Regions from separate parts of the Homo sapiens genome. Here region 2 is linked to region 1. Evidence: chromatin loops called from intact Hi-C (ENCODE). Cell type or tissue: endothelial cell of umbilical vein. All regions are shown on one strand. Links, peaks and the distances in the headings refer to the core of each region. The heading gives the core; the rest is flanking DNA. Region 1 holds the start of UNKL (unk like zinc finger). Region 2 holds the start of UBE2I-AS1 (UBE2I antisense RNA 1).

The links. Hi-C counts contacts between places; a loop is a spot of excess contacts. Peaks named below come from ENCODE experiments on the same cell type or tissue, not always from the same donor. Only the 100,000 strongest peaks of a DNase experiment are listed, where the experiment ranks them.
Region 2: a loop joins it to region 1, with 2.3 times the contacts of the local background. A loop is called at or near these places in 29 of 110 quality-filtered maps.

The regions. Positions count from the first base shown.
Region 1 is chr16:1,403,469-1,415,558 of GRCh38, forward strand. It overlaps UNKL (unk like zinc finger), which reads right to left and starts at 11,236. Exons shown (of 15, transcript NM_001372107.1): 1 at 11,147-11,236; 2 at 10,378-10,587. The coding sequence starts at 11,223. UNKL-AS1 (UNKL antisense RNA 1) reads left to right here and starts at 4,926. Exons shown (of 2, transcript NR_188570.1): 1 at 4,926-5,424; 2 at 8,461-8,783. RefSeq lists silencers at 4,704-4,881, 4,760-4,809, 4,860-4,929, 5,200-5,349, 10,231-10,380 and 3 more and enhancers at 10,137-10,711, 10,712-11,286, 11,287-11,861, 11,862-12,090. In endothelial cell of umbilical vein, for the core only: no CTCF peak of the experiment used is centred there; a DNase peak (open chromatin) is centred at 4,783; H3K4me3 peaks cover 468 bases.
Region 2 is chr16:1,294,133-1,306,222 of GRCh38, forward strand. UBE2I-AS1 (UBE2I antisense RNA 1) reads right to left here and starts at 5,473. Exons shown (of 2, transcript NR_198996.1): 1 at 4,964-5,473; 2 at 1-518. RefSeq lists silencers at 1,523-1,723, 6,845-6,994, 7,165-7,214. In endothelial cell of umbilical vein, for the core only: a CTCF peak has its summit at 6,936 (motif pointing right); a DNase peak (open chromatin) is centred at 6,939.

The DNA of each region.
Region 1 (12,090 bases), core at 3,612-6,111:
TGTTCTAATCAGAAGGACGGACACACTGGACGCAGCACCTGTCCCCAAATGTGGAACCGCCCAGGTACACAGACCACCGCAAACCCCCAGTCAACCAGTCAAACACAGTAAGAAACACAGACCATCGCAAACCCCCAGTCAGCCAAACACAGCAGGAAACACAATGCTGAATTTCCACAAAGCTCATCCTTCCTAATGTTCCAAATAAACCTTTAAACCTGTGTGGGAATGAGAGTTCATGCCCTGCACGCAGGCTGCGTCACCTTCCTTACCCGTCGCAGTCACAAAGTGGGGGCCCCTCCTGCCCAGCGTCCTGCTGCTTTCAGGGACCCCAGGAGGGAGGTAGGGGAGGGAACAAGCACAGGGCCCTGGACGCGGCTTGGGGGACACGAGGGGGATGGGCAGAAGAGGCGGCAGATGGCGTGGTGGGGAACACAGGTGAGGTAGCATCACCATCCCATGGGCCACCTGCAGGCCCAGAGCCATGCTCCTGGGGAGTCACAGGCAGCTCCTGAAGCACGATGGGGTGCAGTGGAGAGGGGAAGCAGCTGCCAAGGCTCAAGTCATAGGCAGGCAGCAGCGACGGAGACAAGGAGACGACACAAACCGCTCTGGCATTCCTGGGCGCCTCCAGGTAGGTCACTCCAGAAGGAGGCAAAGGGACGCACAGAGGACCCTGAGTCATCAATGGTGTCGAGCCCTGGCTGGTCACAGAATCACCCTGAGTGGCCCAAGGGCCAAGGCAGAGGATGACATGGGCCGTCACTGCAGGCCCCCAAATGTAAGGACTGAAACCTTCACCTCCAGCTCCAACTGGGGAGCTCCGTGAGGGCCCCGCCCACCTCACTGTGCACAGGGCTGCAGCCTGGGCACTAGGAGCTCCAGCCAGGGATGGCTGGGGACCAAGAGCGATTCAGCAACACCAGGTCTAGCCCCATCCTCTAAGGTCAGGAAACAGAGACACAGAGTTCAGAGAGGCCGACCCAGGCTCCGCTGGGCACCTGTGATGTGCCAGACACTGAAAGCTGAGGGTCGACAGAGGCAGAAGAAGGGGTGCCTGGCTGGCTCTCAGGGTCCCCAGGAGCCAGCCAAGCAAAAGTCAAATTACAACGCTACCTTGGTACCCAGCGATCCTGCTCCTAAGTACACATCCAAAAAACCTGGAGGCAGGGTCTTCAGGAGACACCTGCACACCCATGTTCACAGCAGCGTCATTCGCAAGAGCCAAGAGGCAGAAACCACCCAAGTGGGCGCCAATGGAGTCAATAAGGAAAGCGCGGGCTTCCATCCACACAACATGGTTAATGCGGGCTTCCATCCACGTGACGGGGTACACGCAGGCTTCCGTCCACAAGACAGGGTAAACGTGGGCTTCTATCCACACAATGGGGTAAACGCGGGCTTCCAGCCACACAGTGGGGTATTTTTCAGACTTAGAAGGAAGGACTGGCACACTGGCTGACATCTGTAATCCCAGCACTTTGGGGGGCAGAGACAGGAGGATTGCTTGAGGCTAGGGGTTCAAGACTAGCCTGGGCAACATGGTGAGTCCCCATCTCTACAACAAATTTAAAAATTAGCCCGGCGTGGTGGTGGACACCTGTGGTCCCAGCTACTTGGGAGGCTGAGGAGGGAGGATCGCTTAAAGCCCAAAAGGCCAAGGCTGCAGTGAGTCGTGATTGTGCCACCACACTTCAGCATGGGCAACAGAGCAAGACCCTGTCTCAAAAAAAAAAAAAAAAAAAAAAAAAAAAAGGAGGCGAGGAAGGAAGGGAGGGAGGGAGAGGAAAGAAAGACAGGGAGGGAGGGAGGGAGAAAGGAAGGAAGGCAGGCAGCCAGCCAGGCAGCTGGGTACAGTGGCTCACGCCTGTGATCCCAGAACTTTGGAAGGCCAAGGCGGGTGGATCACGAGCTCAAGAGTTCAAGACCAGCCTGGCTGGTCTACTAAAAATACAAAATTTAGCCGGGCATGATAGCAGGCGCTTATAATCCCAGCTACTCGGGAGGCTGAGGCAGGGAATTACTTGAACCCGGGAGGCGGGGGTTGCAGTGAACCGAGATCGCGCCACTGTACTCCAGGCTGGGTGACAAGGGCAAAACTCCATCTCAAAAAAAAAAAAGAAACTGGAAAAAGTTTTAAGAAAATGCCTTACTCTTACGGACACCTAGGAGGTGAGAGGGAATACCTAAGAGAAAGCACAGAGCCATTGCTCACGGATGCCCAAGGAGGGGACGCACGAGCCCCCGGGGGTCGGGTGACAAACACGGTTCTCAAACTCATCCGAGACAATCAGTGAGCAGAGCCACGTGATTACACCCAGCACATGGGCACCGCTCTGCCTCACGCTCCAATGCCCTGGACCCACCGAGACCAGAGGATAGGAGGCAGCCAGATCCTGGAGTGCAAGAAGCTGCCCTTCCCTCAGGAAGCTCTCACCTGAACCCAAGGAGGGTCCACCAGACCCCCTTAACACATTCTCGAGACTGCGAGCCACATGCATCAAAATCACCTAGGAGGCCCGTGGCCCATGTGGTCCCCCCAGCTGGTGTGGACGAGGCCCGTGGATCTGCACTGCCGGCTGGTTCCCAGGGAACGTGCGAGAACCACCGGGCTTAGGAGACAGGCAGTGTACACGACTCCCTTCCAGCTTAAGGACGCAGGCATAGGTGGGGGGCCCAGAGCACAGCACTGAAACAGCTGGGGGTGATGGGAGGAACAGGCGTACTCCCATGCCGGGCTATATTGCTAATTTTTTTTTTTTTTGAGACAGAGTCTCACTGTTGCCCAGGCCGGAGTGCAGTGGCACAATCTCAGCTCACTGCAACCTCTGCCTCCTGCGTTTAAGCGATTCTCCTGCCTCAGCCTCCCGAGTAACTGGGATTACAGGCACCTGCCACCATGCCTGGCTAATTTTTGTATATTTAGTAGAGACAGGGTTTCACCATGTTGACCAGGCTGGTCTTGAACTCCTGACATCAGGTGATCCGCCTGCCTTGGCATCCCAAAGTGCTGGGATTACAGGCGTGAGCCACCGCGCCCGGCCTAATTTTTTTGTAGAGACAGAATCTTGCTGTTTCCCAGGCTGGTCCCAAACTCCTGGGCTCAAGCGATCCACTTGCCTAGGCCTCCTGAAGTATTTGGACTGCAGGTATGAGCCACTGCACCCGGATGCCTCTGAGTTTTAAAGACTGCTCGCACGTCCCAGGCCGGCCGTGGGCTTTCCTCTTGCTCCCAAAGCCCAAGCTCATCATGAGATCAGTTTAAACAGCAAATTCTACACACCCTGAAGTGAGTGGAACTTTCACCTACGCCTTAGGTCCTAAGGCATTCAACATTTTAAAATTAAATATTGCAAGAGGATCTTTTAATAGAAAGATCAGACTCCTGGCCGGGCACAGTGGCTCACGCCTGTCATTCCAGAACTTTGGGAGGCTGAGGCAGGTGGACCACCTGAGGTCAGGAGTTAAGAGATCAGCCTGGCCAACATGGTGAAACCCCATCTCTACTAAAAATACACACATACACAAAAATTAGTTGGGCATGGTGGCGCACGCCTGTAATCCCAGCTACTCGGGAGGTTGAGGCAGGAGAATCACTTGAACCCGGGAGGTGGATGCTGCAGTGAGCCGAGATCGTGTCACTGCACTCCAGCCTGGGTGACAGAGGGAGACTCGATCTCAAAAAAAAGAAAGAAAGAAAAAAAAAAGATCAGACTCCAGACCCGCCAGATACAAGCAGCAACAGTTAATCTTAGAAATGGATACTTGGAAAAGTTTCTCCTCCCACCAGTTACTCACAGAATGCACAGTGGAGACCCAGCTAGGCACACCCCGGACCCATCCAGACAGGAGTTCTGCACCTGCCGGACGACAGAGGCCTGGGGAGGCGCACAGGGCAAGCGGGAAGTGTCAGGTCTGTCAGGTGACACCGCCAAACAGAGCTCTGGAAAGAAGACAGAGGCCGGGCGCAGTGGCTCATTCCTGTAATCCCAGCACTTTGGGAGGAGAGGTGGGTGGATTACTTGAGCCCAGGAGTTCGAAACCAGCAAGACCCCACCCCTACAAAAAATACAAAAATTCAGCTGGGCGTGGTGGTGTGCGCCTATGGTCCCAGCTACTTTGGAGGCTGAGGTGGGAGGATCACTTGAGCTCAGGAGGTTGAGGTTGCACTGAGCCAAGATCACACCACTGCACTCCAGCCTGGGCGACAGAGTGAGGCCCTGTCAAAAAAAAAAAAAAAAGGACAAACCTGTGTCTGTGTGTCAATCTGGAAAAGTGGCACCACAGGAATGGGGCAAGCCTGTTTTTTCTGAGAACGAGACCCAGGGTGGCTGCAGGGCCACAGTGCAGGAGCGCTCTTCTGGACAGGGGTGGGCTGGCAGATGGCCACTCGTTCTGTGGCTACACAGCTGCAGGCCACGTGTATTTTTTTTTCCCAATGAAAATGGGCCTAGAGGCTGGGCATGGTGCCTCAGGCCTGTAATCTCAGGACTCTGGGAAGCCTAGGCATATGGATCGCTTGGGTACTCCGGAGGCTGAGGCACGAGGATCAGCTGAGTCCAGGAGGCAGAGGTTGCAGTGAGCCAAGATCGAGCCACGGCACTCCAGCCTGGGAGACAGAGCCAGACCCTGGCTCAAAAGAAAAACAAAAAAAAGATGGACCCTGGAGAGGCCCGGGGTCCCGCGGGGCGCCTTTTCTATTTCTTTACCGCAATCTGTTTAAAGAGAAAAGCAAGCGCCTGCCCCTCAGCTACACCCCCGGGGCCTCAAGGCCACGCCCACATGGGAGCTGCCCCCCCCCCCAACGACCAGGACGGTTCCCACGGGGGCGGGGCTTCACACGTGACCCGGGACAGCCAATCGCGGGCGCGCAGCGGAGGGGCGTGTCGCGCGGAACAAAAGGCCTTTCCCGAGCGGGGCGGGGCGGGGCCGAGATCACGCTGATGCCCACAGGACCGGCACGGCGTGGGGTGCAACAAGGGGCAGCCACCCACCTAGGAAAGGGTGCACAGTGGGGGCACCCACGGGGGCAGGCACCGGAGGGGGTGCCCACAGAGGATAGAGGACGCCGAGAAGTGACCTGGGGAGCCATAGGATGAGGAAGAGAGAAGAGATGACAGCAGGGGCTGTAGGAGGTCACCCTCCACGGAGGGAGGGGTGACGGCAGAGGCGTCCGCAGGAGCTGGTACCGGTGGGGCTGCCCCCAGGGGGGGCTGACAGAGGCAGCAACTGAGCAGGCAGGGGTGGAGCGAGGTGCCAGCCTGCCGTGGAAAGGAGACGCCAGCAGCGGGGGGCCCTCCTGGGGTCCCAGTCCTGCTCTGCCCCACAGCTCAGCCCCAGCACCTCCAGCCACAACCAAGAGCAACGCCTGATACGGGCTAAGGGTCTCTGCTCTCTGATACACATTCATGTGTAAAATAACAGGTTGGTAGTATCAACACCCAAAATAGAAATTTCTTTTTTTTTTTTTTTGAGTCTTGCTCTGTCGCCAAGGCTGGAGTGCAGTGGCGCGATCTCGGCTCACTGCAACCTCCGCCTCCCACGTTCACGCCATTCTCCTGCCTCAGCCTCCCAAGTAGCTGGGACTACAGGTGCCCGCCACCATGCCCAGCTAATTTTTCTGTATTTTTAGTAGAGACGGGGTTTCACCATGTAGGATGGTCTCGATCTCCCGACCTCGTGATCTGCCCGCCTCGGCCTCCCAAAGTGCTGGGATTACAGGCGTGAGCCACCGCGCCCAGCCAAAATAGAAATTTTAAAAACCAATGAACTAAAGAAAAGGAAGGCCCTGTCCTTATTCTGAACGTTCCTTTATTTACAAATTCCGAGGCAACCCTTAATGAGAACCAGAACGGGTACTTCAATAGGACAAACTGGCTATTCCCTTTGTTCAGCGATGAGAAAGTCCCACTCCCGTGGAATGAAGGATAATTATGGAGGAGAGATCTCAGGGGAGGCAGCCTGTCAGACACTTCCTAAAGGGCCGGTCGAAGCAAGTCATTCACACGCTACAAACAAAATCTTAAATAAAATAAGGAAATTTCCTTACTATGTGTGCATATACCCAGGTATCCAAAACAAAACACCAAACAGGCATCTTAGCCCCACTTACCACCCTCAATTATAAACTGTAAGCCATTCAGACAGCAGGCTAATATTTTTGTAATGATGTTATGGAACTGCTACTTGAGCACAGCTTGAAGTGACCACCTAGAGGCAGGCGCTTACTACAGCACTGTCCATCCCTGTAAGAACTGGATACCACCCTGTGCCTAGCAGTGAGGCTGAGTCCACACCAAGACACCCAGACTCCGCAACAAAAACTTATGAGGCCGGGCGCGGTGGCTCATGTCTGTAATCCCAGCACTTTTGGAGGCCAAGGCTAGCGGATCACCTGAGGTCAGGAGTTCAAGACCAGCCTGGCCAACATGGTGAAACCCATCTCTACTAAAAACACAAAAATTAGCCAGGCATGGTGGCACACGCCTGTAATCCCAGCTACTCAGGAGGCTGAGGTACAATAATTGCTTGAACCCAGGAGGCAGAGGATACAGGAGCCCAGATCGCACCACTTCACTCCAGTCTGGTAGATAAAGCGAGAGCGAGACTCCATCTCCAAAAAAAGAAACAGTTATGAAAAGATGCTTTCTCGCCGGGTGCAGGGCTGCACACCTGTAATCCCAGCACTTTGGGAGGCTAAGGTGGGAGGACTGCTTAAGTCCGGGAGGTCGAGGCTGCAGTGGGCTGTAATGGCACCACTGCACTCCAGCCTGGGTGACAAAGCAAGACCCTGTCTCAGAAAAAAAAAAAAAAGAGAGAAAAAGATGCTTTATCTTTATGCATTAAAAGCATCACCTGGCCAGGCACGGTGGCCCATGCCTGTAATCCCAGCACTTTGGGAGGCCGAGGCGGGTGGATCACCTGAGGTCAGGAGTTCGAGACCAGCCTGACCAACATGGAGAAACCCCATCTCTACTAAAAATACAAAATTAACCGGGCGTGGTGGCACATGCCTGTAATCCCAGCTACTTGGGAGGCTGAGGCAGGAGAATCGCTTGAACCCGGGAGGTAGAGGTTGCGGTGAGCCGAGATCACGCCACTGCACTCCAGCCTGGGTGACATAGAGTGCTGCCAATCAGTGCCCTGTATTCAACACTGGAGTGGGGTCAGACAGGCTGGGTGCTCGTCTTCACACTTCCAGGACCCCCACACCAGAGTTAAGCAGCAGTGGCCCTACTTGCAACTCAGGATCCCAGGTCTGGGCAGATAAGGGGCTTGACCAAGGGAAATCAGGGGCTGAGCCCAGACATCAACTAGACAAATACCTGCCTTTGAAAGCCCCATTTGCGGAAAACAGTGGCTTAAAAACCAATTCAATTATGCACTTTCAGAACCGCCTTGAAGTACATCACCATCCTAACCAAAATGGGCTGACTACATTATTTCAAGTTTAGGCATCAACCTGCCTTAACAACACTATGGCCGGGTGTGGTGGTTTGCACCTATAATCCCTGCACGTTGGAGAGGCCAAGGTGGGAAGATCGCTTGAGGCCGGGTAACACAGCGAGACTCCATCTCTACAAAAAAATTAAAAATGAGCCGAGGTGTGTGGTGGCTCACACCTGTAATCCTAGCACTCTGGGAGGCTGCGGTGGGAGGATCTCTTGGGTCCAGGAGTTTGAGACTGAGACCAGCCTGGACAATGTAGCAAAACCCCTTCTCTACTAAAAATACAAAAACAATTAGCCAGGCGTGGTGTAGAGAGTCTATAGCTCCAGAGGCTGAAGTGGGAGAATCACTTGAGCCCAGGAGGTAGAGGCTGCAATGAGCTGAGATCGTACCACTGCACTCCAGCCTGGGCAACCAGAGTGAGACTCGGTCTCAAAAACAAAATAATAAATAAAATAAAATAAATTAGCCAGGAGTGATAGAGCACTCCTGTGGTCCCAGCTGCTCAGGAGGCTGAGGCAGGAAGATGGTTTGAGCCCTGGAGGTTCAAGTTGCAGTGAGCCGTGTTCATGCCCCTGCACTCCAGCCCAGGGCACAGAGCAAGACCCTGTCTCAAAAAACAAAAACAGCCGGGCGCGGTGGCTCATGCCTGTAATCCCAGCACTTTGGGACGCCGAGGCGGGCAGATCACGAGGTCAGAAGTTCAAGACCAGCCTGACCAACATGTAGAAATCCCGTCTCTACTAAAAATACAAAAATTAGCTGGGCGTGGTGGCACGCGCCTGTAATCCCAGCTACTCGGGAGGCTGAGGCAGGAGAATCGCTTGAACCTGGGAGGCGGAGGTTGCAGTGAGCTGAGATGGCGCCACTGCACTCCAGCCTGGGTGACAGAGACTTCGTCTCAAAACAAAAACAAAACAAACACTATTTAACTAATGTACAATTAAAAACATTTCAGTATTTAAAGTTTCTAGCGTCCTTAAAAAAAATTTTTTTTAATTTATCGCCTAGGCTAAGCACTGTTGAAAAAATAAAGGAAAACAGACTTCACAAGGATCTCCGTGCTGAAAGCAGCCTTCAACAGGAAGGTCCCTGGAGAATCAGCTCCTTCCAAAAGATCAGGGGATGAAGACTTCAAGACCGCAACTGCTGCTGTCTCACCCCTAGGCAGGAATGGACCACCCTCCGCCCTCCACCCTCCGCCAGCAGCCCACAGGAAGCAAGTAGAACCTGATACCACCTCCCGCCAGTCTGTGAATATATAATCTGACTTGTATTTTCCCTGTTTTCCCATTTTGCATACTTCAGAATAAAGACATCTGTTCATAACACTATTAGGAACCTTGTAAAAAAAGAAAAAAATCAACCAAAACAAAACCTTGATTTCTTAACTTTAAAAGTGCTACATAGGGGCCAGGCGTGGTGGCTCACGCCTGTAATCCCAGCACTTTGGGAGGCCAAGGAGGGAGAATCACCTGAGGTCAGGAGTTCGAGACCAGCCTCGCCAACATGGCGAAACCTCAACTCTATTAAAAATACAAAAACTTAGCTAGGCGTGGTGGCGGGTGCCTGTAATCCCAGCTATTCAGGAGGCTGAGGCAGGTCACTTAAACCTGCACAAGGCAGAGGTTGCCGTGAGCCAAGATCAAGTCACTGCACTCCAACCTGGGTGACAGAGCGAGACTCAGTCTCGATGCTACATAAATGAGCCTGCACATAAAAACTTTACTGTCTTAAAATTAAAATAAATACGTAAACATCAAGAGACGAAACATCCCAGATATATTCTACAGCGTGAATATTCTAACAAGCTCTCTGTGTGGAAAGCAACCGACCACTACAAAACGCTTCAAAACCTGGCCGGGCGCAGTGGATCATGCCTGGAATCCCAGTACTTTGGGAGGCCAAGGAGGGAGGATCGCTGTGCCCAGGAGGTTGAGACCAGACCAGGCTACAGCAAGAACCCTGTCTCTATAGAAACACAAAACAAGGCACTTGGCCAGAGGTTGGTTCTCATGCAGGAACTGTGTCAAATCAGAGTGGGAAACAGCTAGGCACAGTGGCTCACACCTGGAATCCCAGCACTTTGGGAGGCTGAAGCAGGAGGATTGCTTGAGCCCAGAAGTTCAAGACCAGCCTGGGCAATGTAGTGAGACCCCATCCCTACAAAAACTATGCAAAATTAGCTGGCATGGCATGAGCCTGTAGTCCCAGCTACTTGGGAGGCTGAGAAGGGAAGATCACTTGAGCCTAGGAGTTGGTGGCTGCAGTGAGCCGTATCCTATCATTGCACTCCAGCCCCAGCGACAGAGCAAGACCCTGTCTCAAAAAAAAAAAAAAAAAAAAAAAAAAAAAAAAAAAAAAAGTGGGGCCGGGTACGGTGGCTCATGCCTGTCATCCCAGCACTTTGGGAGGCCGAGGTGGGTGGATCACCTGAGGTTGGGAGTTCGAGACAAGCCTAACCAACATGGAGAAACCCTGTCTCTACTAAAAATAAAAAATTAGCTGGGCATGGTGGCACATGCCTGTAATCCCAGCTACTCCGGAGGCTGAGGCAGGAGAATCACTTGAACCTGGGAGGTAGAGGCTGCAGTGAGCCGAGATCATGCCATTGCACTCCAGCCAGAGCAACAAGAGTGAAACTCCGTCTCAAAAAACAAACAAAAAAAAGTGGGAGGTGAAGCAAAATTGGTTTGAGTCACACAAGGGTTACCCCTAAAACACACATAATCCCTCGGGAACTGGCCTGAGAATAGGAAATGCCGCCCCAGCATCCCTGGTCACTAGAAAATTTCAGCGTATAATTACGACTCCCTCTGCAGGGGCCAGGTATGGACACTAAGGCGTCCGCTGAGGGTCCCGGCCGCATCCCCGGGTGGAGGCCCCCCACCTCCGCCCAGGCAGCGGCGCCCCCTCGCGGCCGCTTACTCGTCGCCGTCGGGGCACACGCCGGTGGCTTCGTTGTACTTGGAGCAGTACACGTCGGGGCTGTAGTTGAAGGTGCCGTCGCGCCTGCGGAGGGGCCTGCGGCGCCGCTGGTTGAGGAAGTGCCAGTGGAAGCAGGTGAACGGCCGGTGCTGCGCGCACTTGTGCTGTGAAAACAGGGGGCACTGCTCCGTCCTGAACTCCTTCAGGTACCTACAAACACAGACAGCGCCGCGGCTCGCTTCCGGCAGCACCTCCAGGGACTCGGACTCGTGGGCGGCGGGACCCACCGGCCTCAGGAGCCTCAACCCAGGGTCGACCCGTACTCACATTCCCGGCGGGCCCCAGGCGCTGCGCCCACCCCCATCCCGACTCCAGACGCGACCCTCACCCGACCTCGTAGCCCAGGCGCTGACCCTGGTCCCCAAGCCCAAGCGCCACCCCGGACCCTGGGCGACCCGCTGTGACCTCACGGTCGGCAGCCGGAGCAGAGGGTCCCGGTCCCCGAGCCCAGGCGCAACCCCCAACCCCGGGGCGTTCCTCCCTCCCCAGAGGCGCGTGGACCCCGGAACCAGGTGCCATCCCAGACCATGGGCGCCGCGCTCCGACCTCAGGCGGAGGCCGCCGAGAGCAGAGGGTCGTGGCCCCCCCAGCCCAGGCGCTGCGCGGAGGCCGGGGGGCGCGGGGGCGGCGGAGGCGGCGCGAGCCCCGGCGGGAGGCTCCGAGCTGCACCGGGCGCGGGCGGGGGGCCGCAGGCCGGACGGGCGCTGACCTGTAGTGGGTCGGCTTCTCAGTCTGCGGGGGGGACCCGCTCAGCGCCGCTGCCGCCGCTTTCGAAACCGACGGCATTTTCAGTCAAAACAATGCAGCGCGCATGCGCCGCGCCGGCGCCCCCGCCCCCGGATATCCCCGCGCGCCCCCGCGGCCACGCCCCCCGCGGCCCCGCCCCCAGCCCGCAGACCCCGGCCCCGCCCCAGCCCCGCGCCCCCCGCAGCCCCGCCCCCGGCCCGCAGACCCCGCCCCAGCCCCGCGCCCCGCCCTGCCCTGCCCTGCCCTGCCCTGCCCTGCCCTGCCCTGCCCTGCCCTGCAGCCCCCGGCCCGGGACGCTGGTCCTGCCCGGGGCCGCGCGTGGGACCCGCGATGGTCGCCCCTGCTGTGACATGACCCGACATAACCGTGTATTTTACATGAATTAATCACAAGAGTTGTATCTCAATAGAGCTGCTCTTCCACAAACGAACCAAGAGGCTGATGTCAGGGGGAGCCAGGCACCGGGCGGAAGGGCCAAGGGGTCCTGGCCTTTGTAGAAAGGAATTTGTTCCATTTCGAACCTTGACCTCAAAAACTTATACTCAGAGATTTATCTACAAAGGTAATTATCACAGTTATTTTGCAAACACTTGAGGTCCCCCTTCCCCCAACAGCGCAGTAGCTGAGAAAAGGGAAAACTCTAAGTGCTCTGCGTGATTTGAAACAGTGCTTCCGAAGAATTTTTAGTGGTAGGAGGCCGGGCGCGGTGTCTCACGCCTGTAATCCCAGCACTTTGGGAGGCCGAGGCCGGCGGATCAGCTGAGTTCGGGAGTTTGACAACAGCTTGGCCAACAGTGAAACCCCGTCTCTACTAAACATACAAAAATATTAGTGGGGTGTGGTGGCTTGCGCCTGTAATTCCTGCTACTCCGGAGGCTGAGGCAGGAGAATGGCGTGAACCCGGGA
Region 2 (12,090 bases), core at 5,881-8,380, 110 kb before region 1:
TTATGACCTGTATCTTGTGCTGACCTCCTGTCTCACCCTGTGACTCAGAATGCCACAGCGGTCTGGGAATGCAGCCCCACAGGTCTCAGCTTCATTTTACGCAGCCCCATTCAAGATGGAGTTGCTCTGGTTCACACGCCTCTGACAACTTGAGCCCAGGAGGTTGAGGCTGCCATGAGGCTACACTCTATCTCAAAAAAAAAAAAAAAATTCCAGGAACATGAAGATAATGAGTGATGGTTACATTGTGCATCTTGTGGTAACATTTTAGGTAATTTATCAGCTAGTCTGAAACTACAGGGAAAGAAAGGCAAATTCCCTGAAACAGCTTCCCTCCTCGCACAGGCGCAGGGGCTTCACACGCCTCCTGCTCAGGTCTCTCTGGGCCTGATCCAGGTCACAGACCTCACGTTTCCCAGGCTCTCTGAGCCACATCCATGGGGTGGGCCTGGTGCACCTTCCAAACCTCACCCTGAGTATCTCTTCATCTGCCCGCTCATTTTTATCCTCTAAGACATCTGCAAAACAAAAATAAAATTATAAGCCCCCAACTGATGAAACAGACCCCTCCTCTCCTCCAAGGGGATTCGAAAGTGGCTCAAAACACTAGTTCAGGCCACGCTGGGAAGGGGGATTGGACATGCCTCATTACACCCTCCTCCCTTTGGGATTCAGGCCCCACTGACCAGCCTTAACATTAAAACAGATTTTTTTTTTTTTTTTTTTTTTTTTGAGAGGGAGTCTCGCTCTATTGCCCGGGCTACAGTGCAGTCACATGATCTCGGCTCACTGTAACATCCACCTCCCGGGTTCAAGTGATTCTCATGCCTTAGCCTCCTGAGTAGCTGGAATTACACGTGCCCACCATCATGCCTGGCTAATTTTTGTATTTTTAGTAGATATGGGGTCTCGCCATGTTGCCCAGGCTAGTCTCGAACTCCTGACCTCAAGTGATCTGCCCACCTTGGCCTCCCAAAGTGCTGAGATTATAGGCGTCAGCCACTATGTCCAGCCCCAAAATATATTTATTTGATATATTTTTAAATGGCCCTGCAAAGCTGCCTCTTGTGGGGGAAATTTACACTCTGCAGAGAATCGTCTTCCCTTAACAGGTCTCTTTTTTTTTTTTTTTTTTTGAGATGGAGTTTCACTCTTGTTGCCCAGGCTGGAGTGCAATGGCGCGATCTTGGCTCACTGCAACCTCTGCCTCCCAGGTTCAAGCAATTCTCCTGCCTCAGCCTCCGAAGTAGCTGGGATTACAGGCATGTGCCATCATGCCCAGCTGATTTTGTATTTTTAGTAGAGATGGGGTTTATCCATGTTTGTCAGGCTGGTCTCTAACTCCCAACCTCAGGTGATCCGCCTGCCTCAGCCTGCCAAAGTGCTGGGATTACAGGTGTGAGCCACCGTGCCCGGCCCTTACTAAGTATTTTCAGGAGAGTCTAGCACCTTTTAAGCTCTGGTAAGAGACATTTGCCATCTATTCTCTCTGAAGCCTGCTACCTGGATGCTTCATCTACATAACAAGAACCTTGGCTTCCACAATCCCCCCTGAATTTAGCCCCATTTTTTTCTGCAGACTTCAACTCTTTAGGCAAAACTTAAGTCTTTCAACCAACTACCAGCCCGGAAATCTTTGAATCCACCTATGACTGGGAAGCTCCCCTCAGACATTCCACCTTTCCAGACTGAACCAGCGTGCACCTTGCATGTATTGACTGATCTCTGCCTATAACTTTGGTCACCCTAAAATGTATAAAACCAAGCTGGAGGCCAGACGAGTGGCTCACACCTGTATCCCAGCACTTTGAGAGGCCGAGGCAGGCAGATCACTTGAGGTCAGGAGTTTGAGACCAGCCTGGCCAACATGGTGAAACCCCGTCTCTATTAAAAATACAAAAAAAGCTGGGCACAGTGGCTCACGCCGGTAATCCCAGCACTTTGGGAGGCTGAGGAGGGTGGATCACTTGAGGTCAGGAGTTCAAGACCAGCCTGGCCAATGTGGCAAAACCCCATCTCTACTAAAAATACAAAGATTAGCCAGGTGTGGTGGCAGGTGCAGGTAATCCCAGCTGCTTGGGAGGCTAAGGCAGGAGAATCGCTTGGACCTGGGAGGCAGACGTTGCAGTGAGCCGAGATTGCACCACTGCAATCCAGCCTGGGCAACAGAGAGCCAGACTCCATCTCAAAAAATAAAATAAAATAAAATAAATTGCCAGGCATGGTGGTAGGTGCTTGTAATCCCAGCTACTTGGGAGACTGAGGCAGGAGAATCACTTGAACATGGGAGGCAAAGGTTGCAGTTGTTAGAAACAAATGCTTGTTCCTTCATGCCAAAAAGAAGAACTAACACTCAGACCAAAAATTTTCTCACCAAGACAATTTACATTTTTTTTTTTTTTTTTTTTTGAGACAGAGTCTCGCTCTGTCACCCAGGCTGGAGTGCAGTGGTGTGATCTCGGCTCACTGCAGTCTCCACCTCCCGGGTTCAAGTGATTCTCCTGCCTCAGCCTCCTGAGTAGCAGGGATTACAGGTGCCCTCCACTACGCCCAGCTAATTTTTGTATTTTTACTACAGACGGGGTTTCACCATGTTGGTGAGGCTGGTCTCGAACTCCTGACCTCGTGATCCACCCGCCTCAGCCTCCCAAAGTGCTAGGATTACAGGTGTGAGCCACCATGCCCAGCCCCAAGACAATTTACTTCTATAGAAGGGTGCATCTCACGGATGGAGCAATGGCGAGAGCACACCTGGACAGGGGAGGGGAAGGGGTTCTTATCCCTGACGCCGGCAGCCCCTCCTGCTGTGTGGTTCCCCTATTGGCTAGGGTTGGACCACACAGTCTAAGCTAATTCCAATTGGCTATTTTAAAGAGAGCAGGGGTACGAGTCGGAGTGGCAGAGTGAGTAGTTTGGCAGGAAGGACAGTTATAGAACAGGTGACTCAGGATGTGTCAGGGCAGAGCAGGTGACAGGGTGACTCAGGGCAGAGCAGATGACCAGGGAAGAGATGTGAGCTACTGATTAGAACTGGTGGGAAAGTTGTTTACTGAAAGTAGAGGCAAGGGAGCAAAGAACCAGGAAGTTAAGCTTTAAAATGGAGAATCAAAGAATAAGAGAGCTGAACAAACTGACATGCTGATTCTTTGAAGAGAAACTCGGAGTTCACTATATTTAACACAGTGAGCTGATACAGTGCCACTGCATTCCAGCTGGCAACAGAGCAAGACTCTCTCTCCAGAAAAAAAAAAAAAACAGCTGTAGCCCAGACACCTTCACACATTCTCAGGACCTCCTAAGGCTGTGTCATGGCCAAATCCTTAACCCTGGCAAAATAAACTTCTAAATTGATTGAGACGTATCTCAAATACTTTTTGGCTTACATATCCTTTGTAATAAATCTGTAATAGTAAATAAAGCATTTCCCTGAGTCCTGTGAGCCACTCTAGCAAATTGTTGGGCTCAAGAGGTGGGTCCTGGGAATGGCCTATTTGTAGCCAGGTCAGACAGAAATCGTGGGTAACCTGTGGGTAACCACAGTCCAATGCCTGGCAGGTCAGCGTACCAATGCCAAGGGCTGTGGCAGGGAAGCGTTTTATTTTTATTATTTTTTTTAAGACAGAGTCTTGCTCTGTTGCCCAGGCTGGAGTACAGTGGCATGACCTCGGCTGACTGCAACCTCCACCTCCTGGGTTCAAGTGAGTCTGCTACCTCAGCCTCCTGAGTAGTTGGGATTACAGGTGCCCGCCACCACGCCCAGCTAATTTTTTTATTTTTACTAGAGATGGGGTTTCACCATGTTGGCCAGGATGGTCTCAATCTCTTGACCTCGTGGTCCACCCACCTCGGCCTCCCAAAGTGCTGGGATTATAGGCGTGAGCCACTGTGCCCGGCCTGAAATTCCTTATAGACGCATATCTCCCCCCACAAAAGATGGCTTTGCAGGGCCATTTCAAAATATAGCAAAGAAACATAATTCGGAGGCCAGGCACAGTGGCTCATGTCTGTGTCTTTTTAGTTTTTTGTAGAGATGGGATCTCACTGTGTTTCCCAGGCTGGTCTCAAACTCCTGGGCACAAATGATCCTCCCACCTGGGCCTCCCAAAGTGCTGGAATTATAGGTGTGAGCCACCGTGTCTAGCCTGAGAAAGGGGAACGCTTGTGTCCTAAAGATGGGTGTATTAATTTCCTGCCACTGCTGTAACAAATTACCACAAACATGGTAGTTTAAAACAGTGGAAATTATTTATGTGTTTAAGTCCTGTCTTTTCTTATTGTCATGATGGCTGTGCCACTCCCTGCTGCCTCCATGGCCACGCTGTCCCCTCCTGTTTGCGTCCCCTCTGTGGAACCCTCTTTTTTTTTTTCAGGTGAAGTTTCACTCTGTCACCCAGGCTGGAGTGCAATGGCGTGATCTCCACCTCCCGGGTTCAAGCGATTCTCAGGCCTCAGCCTCCGGAGTAGCTGGGATTACAGGCCACCACGCCTGGCTGATTTTTGTAGTTTTAGTAGAGACGGAGTTTCACCATGATGCCCAGGCTAGTTCCAAACTCCAGACCTCACGTGATTTGCCCGTCTTGGCCTCCCAAAGTGCTGGGATGATAGGCGTGAGCCCCCGCACCCGGTGAGCCCCTCTTATTAGAAAGATGCACAGGATCCCGGTGAACCCCTCTTATTAGAAAGATGCACAGGATACTGTTCAGAGCCCACCTGGATGATCTCCTCTCAGCATCCTTCACTTTTTCACATCATTGGCTACATGAGACCCAAAGGCTCCGGGAATTAGGACACGGACATATCTGTGGGGAGCCACCATTGAGCACGCCACCGTGGGGAGGGGACAAGCATGTACAGACACCCTGGAAGATAATTCAGCCACACTTAGTGAAATTAGGGGTACTCGTGTCCCCTCCTGGACAGACTGTGCCCAGAGAAAATTCTCACACAGAAGAAGATCAGGTACCATTCGAACAGGAGTGCATCCAGAGACGAGGTGGGAGGAAGCCACAGATGTTCACTCAGGGGTTCACTCAGCACCATCACTCGATTCCCAAAGCACGGTGCTGAGAGGAAGATGCCCCCGAACAAGAATCCTTGCCTCAGGCTCTGCTCCGGGGGAGCTGATGGGAGACCCAGACCTAGAGCAAACCCTGGGAAAAGTGCCCAGCTCACGCTGCATTCGAGTTCTGCCAGGGAGCACAGCAATGAAGGGTGTGATGGCCCCAAGTGGATTTCACAGCACTGGGGAATCCGAGAGGTTCCGTCCAATCGCCGGATCCTGGCCCAAGGAGCACGGGCCCTGGTTCTTTCCTCCAGGTCCCGAGGCCAGCAGGGTTTCTCCTTCGATGGTCCTTCTGTCTGTCCCCCAGGGCTCCCTCCTCCTCCCCCAGCTCCGCACAGCAGGCTGCCCCAGCTCCCTGCCCTCTTCACCGGGTCACCCCCCGCACCCGTCCCCCGGGGTGGGAGGACTACTGGACGGCCAGCGGCCAAACCTACGCATGTGACCTACAGCGTATTTCACCACGTCAGGTGAAACCTGAGAACCGCGGGGGCAAAGGTAGAACTTTTTTCTTTTTTCTTTTTTTTTTCCTTTCATGTCTAGTCCTGCAGAGATAACTTTTATTTTCTAAGTGAAATAATTTTTCCCTCTCAAGCTCTAAGTCTGTTTGATTCAGTCAATTGAATCCAGACATTTTCAGTCAACGGCCAGCAAGGTTCCGGCTGGTTCGTTCATTCATTCATTCATTCATTCATTGATTCATTCATTCATTGCACGGATAACTCACTAAGCACCCGCCACAGGTCAGGCACTGCTCCAGACACCAAGAATACGGCAGTGAACGCACAGGCAAATGTCCCTGCTCTCCTGGATCCGCAAGAGGGCACGACCCAGGGAACAGGTTTCAGAGCCAAATTACCCCAGCTTCCAAAAGGTTGAGAAATGCTGTGTAGCTAATGCCCCCCTGAAACGCCTGCACCTGTATACAGGTGCAGTGAACATGCCTGTGTACACCCGCTCCAGCGCACACACACTTACATAAGCGGGTGTAAAACGTGAGCGATTTCTGTAGCCCTGAAAGCCCGTCTAAGAAGCTGAAGTTTGTTTAAAAAAAAAAAAAATTTTAACAGTGCCAGGGTCGCGCGGGAGGCCGGGTGTGGTGGCTCACGCCTGTGATCCCAACACTTTGGGAGGCTGAGGCAGGCGGATCACCTGAGGTCAAGAGATGGAGACCAGCCCTGGCCAACATGGCAAAACCCCATCTCTACTAAAAATGCAAAAGATGAGCCAGGCCTGGTGGGCGCCTGTAATCCCAGCTACGTGGGAGGCTGAGGCACAAGAATCACTTGAACCCAGGAGGCAGAGATTGCAGTGAGCCGAGAACATGCCATTGCACTCCAGCCTGGTCCATAAGAGCGAAACTCAGTCTTAAAAAATAAAAAAAAGCATCAGTCTACCTTGCTAAGAAGCTGAAGTTTCACACGTCGGCTTCAGATGGCGGCTACAGCATCTGACCCACCGTCCACGCGCATGGGAATCCCAGGAGCCCAACCCCACCTGGCTGCAGCCCCATGTCAGGAGACCTGGTCCAACCCGCTGCCCCGCCTCCCCACGCCCTCCTGCTGGGTGGGGTGAGGGCTGAGAGCCCACACGCCCCGGTGTGCGACTCTGCAGAGGAGTGACTGCAGGTCTGCCTGCCCTGCCTCAAGCATCTTAGACACCAGTCAGTGCCCCACTGTCCTGGCCAAAGCGTGTCCTTCGTGCCCCAACACAAGCACAGCCCACTCTGCAGGCGCGGCTCTGGGCTCAGGCATCCGGTGTCCCTGGAGGGGTCTCCACAGGCTCAGGCAGAGCCCCTCCCGGGGGCGGCCCCACGGTGACACCCACTCCAGGGCCATGGCCGTGTCCCCTGAGGCACCAGCGTTTCACGGCAGGGCCAGCAGGGGGCGGCAGGCAGCCCAGGAGGCGGACGGACTCCCGGCAGCTCTGCCCGGCTGGCCGTCTGTGGAGCCCTGTTGACAAACCTCCCCTGGTCTCCTGCTCCAGCGTCCACCCCGCCGCAGGCCCCTCTGCTGACCCCTGCTGCCGTCGCTTGGGTCCCGGCACAGCCCTCTTGCCTCTGCCCGCCCCCTCCCGGGCCGCCTCCTCATGGGGCTTCACGCACCTGCCCAGCCGGGACAGCCAGGTCTGCACTCCACCGGGTCCCAGGCTCCGGGAGCCCAGCAGGACCCAACCTGAGCTCCCCCCTCGACCCTCGGCCACCCAGACCTGCGGACCCGGCATCCCCCAGCCACGCAAACGCTAGGCCAGGGGGTCACCCTGGACTCCCCCTGCCCTCCCACTCCCTGCAAGTCTGAGTCCCAGGTACCCCTCCATCCACCTCTCTGCGTGGCCCTGTCCACACCACCGAGCCCCCACACCCCAGATTTCTGCAGGAGTTCGGCTGAGAGGTTTCCCGCGAGGGTCCTGCCCCTCCCAGCTGCTCCACAGCTCTGATCCAAGCAGAATGCCAATCGCTTGTGTTATGAAGACCCTACTCTGGTGCCCCTCTGCCGGCAGGGGGGAGTCCGAATTCCTTGCTGGGCTCGATTCAGGCAGCCCCCACCCCTGAGCCCTCAGCCTGGCCATTCTGAACCACGCCCTGGCCCACTCTCTCTGACCTCACCCTTCACCGCTGCATCCCGGAAACTCCATGCCCACCTCAATGCCACCTCCTCTAGGAAGGCTGCCCGGACCTGTGAGGGTGTTGGGGCCTCTTTCACTGTCCTCACAATAGTGTGGCTCTGGCTCTGCAGCAACTCCCCCCTTGCTGACCATCTCCCCAGCGGCCTGTCAGCTCAGGACGGAGGTGGTGGCCGGAATGGATCCTCCTTTACCCCAGCACGGTGCTGGCCCAGCATGAACACACATTCAGGGAGCTTCTGCTGTCTTGAAAACAACAGAGAGTAAATATGAAGTTGGGTCGGGCACAGTGGCTCATATCTGTAATCCCAGCACTTTGGGAGGCCGAGGCGGGTGGATCACCTGAGGTTAGGAGTTCCAGACCAGCCTGGCCAACATGGTGAAACCCCGTCTTTACAAAAATACAAAAAGTAGCCGGGCATGATGGCAGGTGCCTGTCAACCCAGCTACTCGGGAGGCTGAGGCGGGAGAATCGCTTGAACCCAGGAGGCGGAGGTTGCAGTGAGCCAAGATTGCCTCACTGCACTCCAGCCTAGGCGAAAGAGCGAGACTCCATCTCAAAAAATAAAAAATAGGCCAGGCATGATGGCTCATGATAGCTCATGCCTGTAATCCCAGCACTTTGGGAGGCCAAGGCGGGTGGATCACCTGAGGTTAGGAGTTGGAGACCAACCTGGCCAACATGGTAAAAATACAAAATTAGCCAGGCGTGGTGGTGTGCGCCTGTAATCCCAGCTCCTCAGGAGGCTGAGGCAGGAGAATTGATTGTACCCAGGAGGAGGAGGTTGCAGTGGGCCGAGATTGCGCCGCTGCACTCCAGCCTGGGAACAGAGTGAGATTTTGTCTCAAAAAAAAAAAAAAAAAAACTAAAACAAACAATAATAAAAATGTTGAATTATAGAGTGGGCAGGGCACAGTGGCTCACGCTGCAATCCCAGCACTTTGGGAAGCTGAGGTGGGACGATCGCTTGAGCCCAGGAGTTACAGACCAGCCTGGACAACGTGGTAAAACCCAGTCTCTACAAAAGGTACAAAAATTAGCGGGGTGTGGATTAGTAGGGTGTGGTAGTTCACACCTGTAGTCCCAGCGACTTGGGAGGCTGTGGTGGGAGGATCGCTCGAGACTGGGGATGTCAAGGCTCCAGTGAGACAGGATTGCAGCACTGCGCTCTAGCCTGGGTGGCACAGTGAGACTCTGTCTCAAAATTAAATCAAATTACATTAAATTAGCCATGCATGGTGGCTCACACCTGTAATCCCAGCACTTTGGGAGGCCGAGGCAGGAGGGTCCCTTGGGCCCAGGAATTTGAGACCAGCCGGGGCAACACAGGGAGACCCTGTCTCTAAATGTATTATTTATTTATTTTTGAGACGGAGTCTCTCTCTGTCACCCAGGCTGGAGTGCAGTGGTGTGATCTCAGCTCACTGCAACCTCCACCCCCCCGGTTCAAGCAGTTCTCCTGCCTCAGCCTCCTGAGTAGCTGGGATTACAGGCGCCTGCCACCACACCTGGCTAATTTTTGTATTTTTAGTAGAGATGGGTTTTCACCATATTGGTCAGGCTAGTCTTGAACTCCTGACCTCAAGTGATCCGCCCACCTCGGCGTCCCAAAGTGCTGGGATTACAGGTTGTGAGTCACTGTGCCCGGCCAAGGGCTGCGATTTAGAGGAGGCCGGAAAGAGCCACCGGGCGGGTGAGGTGGGAGGGCGGGGCATGTGGGTGGGGCACTGCTCAGGGAAAGGCATGGAGGCAGGAAGCAGCCCAGGTGTGCAGGAGCCAGGCTTGGGCAGAGGGACGACGTGGAGGGAATACGGCATGGGCAGGCCACTCCTGCCCTATCCAAGGGCTCCTGGTCTTAGCAGCATCTATCAGAGGCAGAACAGGCTGCAGTCGGGGAGAGAGAGGAGGGTACCTGACCCGCCCACATGTACCAGGACAAGAATGCTGCACGCAGGGCCAGGTGGGAGGAGGAAAGGTCACGCCCCATGCACCCCGGTCTGTGGGCTTTTCCGTCTGTTTCAGAGGGTTGGGGGCCAAAAAGTCCTGGCTCCTGGCTGGACTCTCCCTGCATGGGTTTCCAGGGGCTGCCACGACTCCACCGGGCGCTCTCTTTATTCTCTGCAGTGCTCACGACGGTCATTCCAACTGTGCTGGCCACGACCAGGACTGGAGACCCATCCCTCACCCCAATCTGGTCCCGGCCTCTCTCTTCCGCGACAGAGGTGATCAATTTGGGGATTGGCAGTGACAGGCATCCAATGAGGCCCACCTCTTTGAGAGTGCAGAAAATCAAAGCTGTAGGTCACGGCACAGGGAAACAGAAACGGCCCCAGACTTTGCTCCTACCCCCACCATTCTTCTAGCGGATGGGGACCTGTGAGCCTGGTGACCACCACCAAGGAAGCGGCACAGTCAGGAGCGAGGGAGCGGGCTTTGCTCCTTCTCCCTACTGAGCCTCCCAGCCTGGGGAATTTGAGACTAGAAGACACCCCCTGCACTCTCTGGGGCCAGCCAGAGGCTGAGGGCCCAGGCCTCTACAGTTAGGGGGTTCCCCCAGGGAGCTCGGGAGGAGCCCTGCAGAGCACAGTAGGATCGGGGCACAGCTGGGTCACAGCCTCTGAGCAGTATCTTCTGAAACCCTCATCCTGGCTGGTTGAGCTGCAGGGGAGACCCCCAGAGAGTCGAGGGCGTGTCCTGAATTGGAGGAGGAAGTGAGGTACATCCGGGCTGGAGGGGCAGGAACCAGAGTCTTTTTTTGTTTGCTTGTTTTTTTTTTGTTGTTTTTTTTTGAGACGAGTCTCGCTCTGTCGCCCAGGCTGGAGTGCAGTGGCGAGATCTCCGCTCACTGCAAGCTCCGCCTCCTGGGTTCACGCCATTCTCCTGCCTCAGCCTCCCGAGTAGCTGCGACTACAGGCGCCCACCACCACATCCGGCTAATTTTTTGTATTTTTAGTAGAGACGGGGTTTCACCGTGTTAGTCAGGATGGTCTCGATCTCCTGACCTCATGATCTGCCTGCCTCGGCCTCCCAAAGTGCTGAGCCACCGCGCCCGGCCTTGTTTTGGTTTTTTTGAGACGGTGTCTCACTCTGTCACTCAGGCTAGAGTGCAATGGCATGATCTTGGCTCACTGCAACCTCTGCCTCCTGGGTTCAAGCGATTCTCCTGCCTCAGCCTCCCCAGTAGCTGGGATTACAGACGCCTGCCACCATGCTCAGCTAATTTTTGTATTTTTAGTAGAGATGGGGTTCCACCATGTTGGCCAGGCTGGTCTTGAACTCCTGACCTCAGGTGATCCACCTGCCTCAGCCTACCAAAGTGCTGGGATTACAGGCGTGAGCCACTGCGCCCGGCCCTCCAGAGCCATTTTCTTATTGATGTAGGGATTTTCTATATCCCAGATTTTTTTGTTATTTTTTTGAGACGAAGCTCATTCTGTCCCCCAGGCTGGAGTGCAGTGGTGCAATCTCAGCTCACCGCAACCTTCGCCTGCCGGGTTCAAGCGATTCTTGTGCCTCAGCCTCCCCAGGAGCTGGAGTGGTGTGCACAACCATACCCAGCTAACTTTAGTATTTTTTAGTAGAGACGGGGTTTCACCATGTTGTCCAGGCTGGTCTCGAACTTCTGACCTCAAGTGATCTGCCCACCTCAGCTTCCCAAAGTGCTGGGATTACAGGCGTGAGCCACCGCGCCCAGCCTATTATCCTGGATAATAACTCCTTCTCAGATATGTGAATTTTTTTTTCTTTTTATTTTTAAATGAAGTCTCGTTCTGTTGCCCAAGCTGGAGTGCAGTGACGCCATCTCGGCTCACTGCAACCTCTGCCTCCCGTGTTCAGGAGATTCTCCTGCCTCAGCCTTCGAAGTAGCTGGAATTACAGGCGTGCACCACCACACCCAACTAATTTTTGCATTTTTAGTAGAGACAGGGTTTCACCATGTTGGGCAGGCTGGTCTCAAACTCCTGAGCTCAAGCGATCTGCCCTACTCAGCCTCCCAAAGTCCTGGGATTACCAGCGTGAGCCACCGCGCCTGGCCCGAGGCTGACTTTTGAGCTGGTTTTTGTGCGTGCTCCGGGGTAAGGGTCCACCTTCACTCTACTGCAGAGGCCCTTATTCCTCTGGGGGAATCGGCCCTCAGTGAAGAGGCCTCTGCTCTCAAACCCCTGTGCAGAGCCTGGCCCCAGCAGGCCCCGGAGGGGGCACCCAGGGCACTGGAGGTCCCGCCCTACCGCAGGCAGCTCTGCATCACACTTCCTGCTCCCCTCCCAAGGGGACCAGGGCAAAGGTGGGCGCGTGCCTGGCACAGTCAGCCACAAGCCTTGCCCAGGATCTTATAGTTACTGATTCAAACCCCCCACCCTCTCCAAGCCTCAGTTTCTCCTTTGTACCCAGGGAGCTGGACCCAACA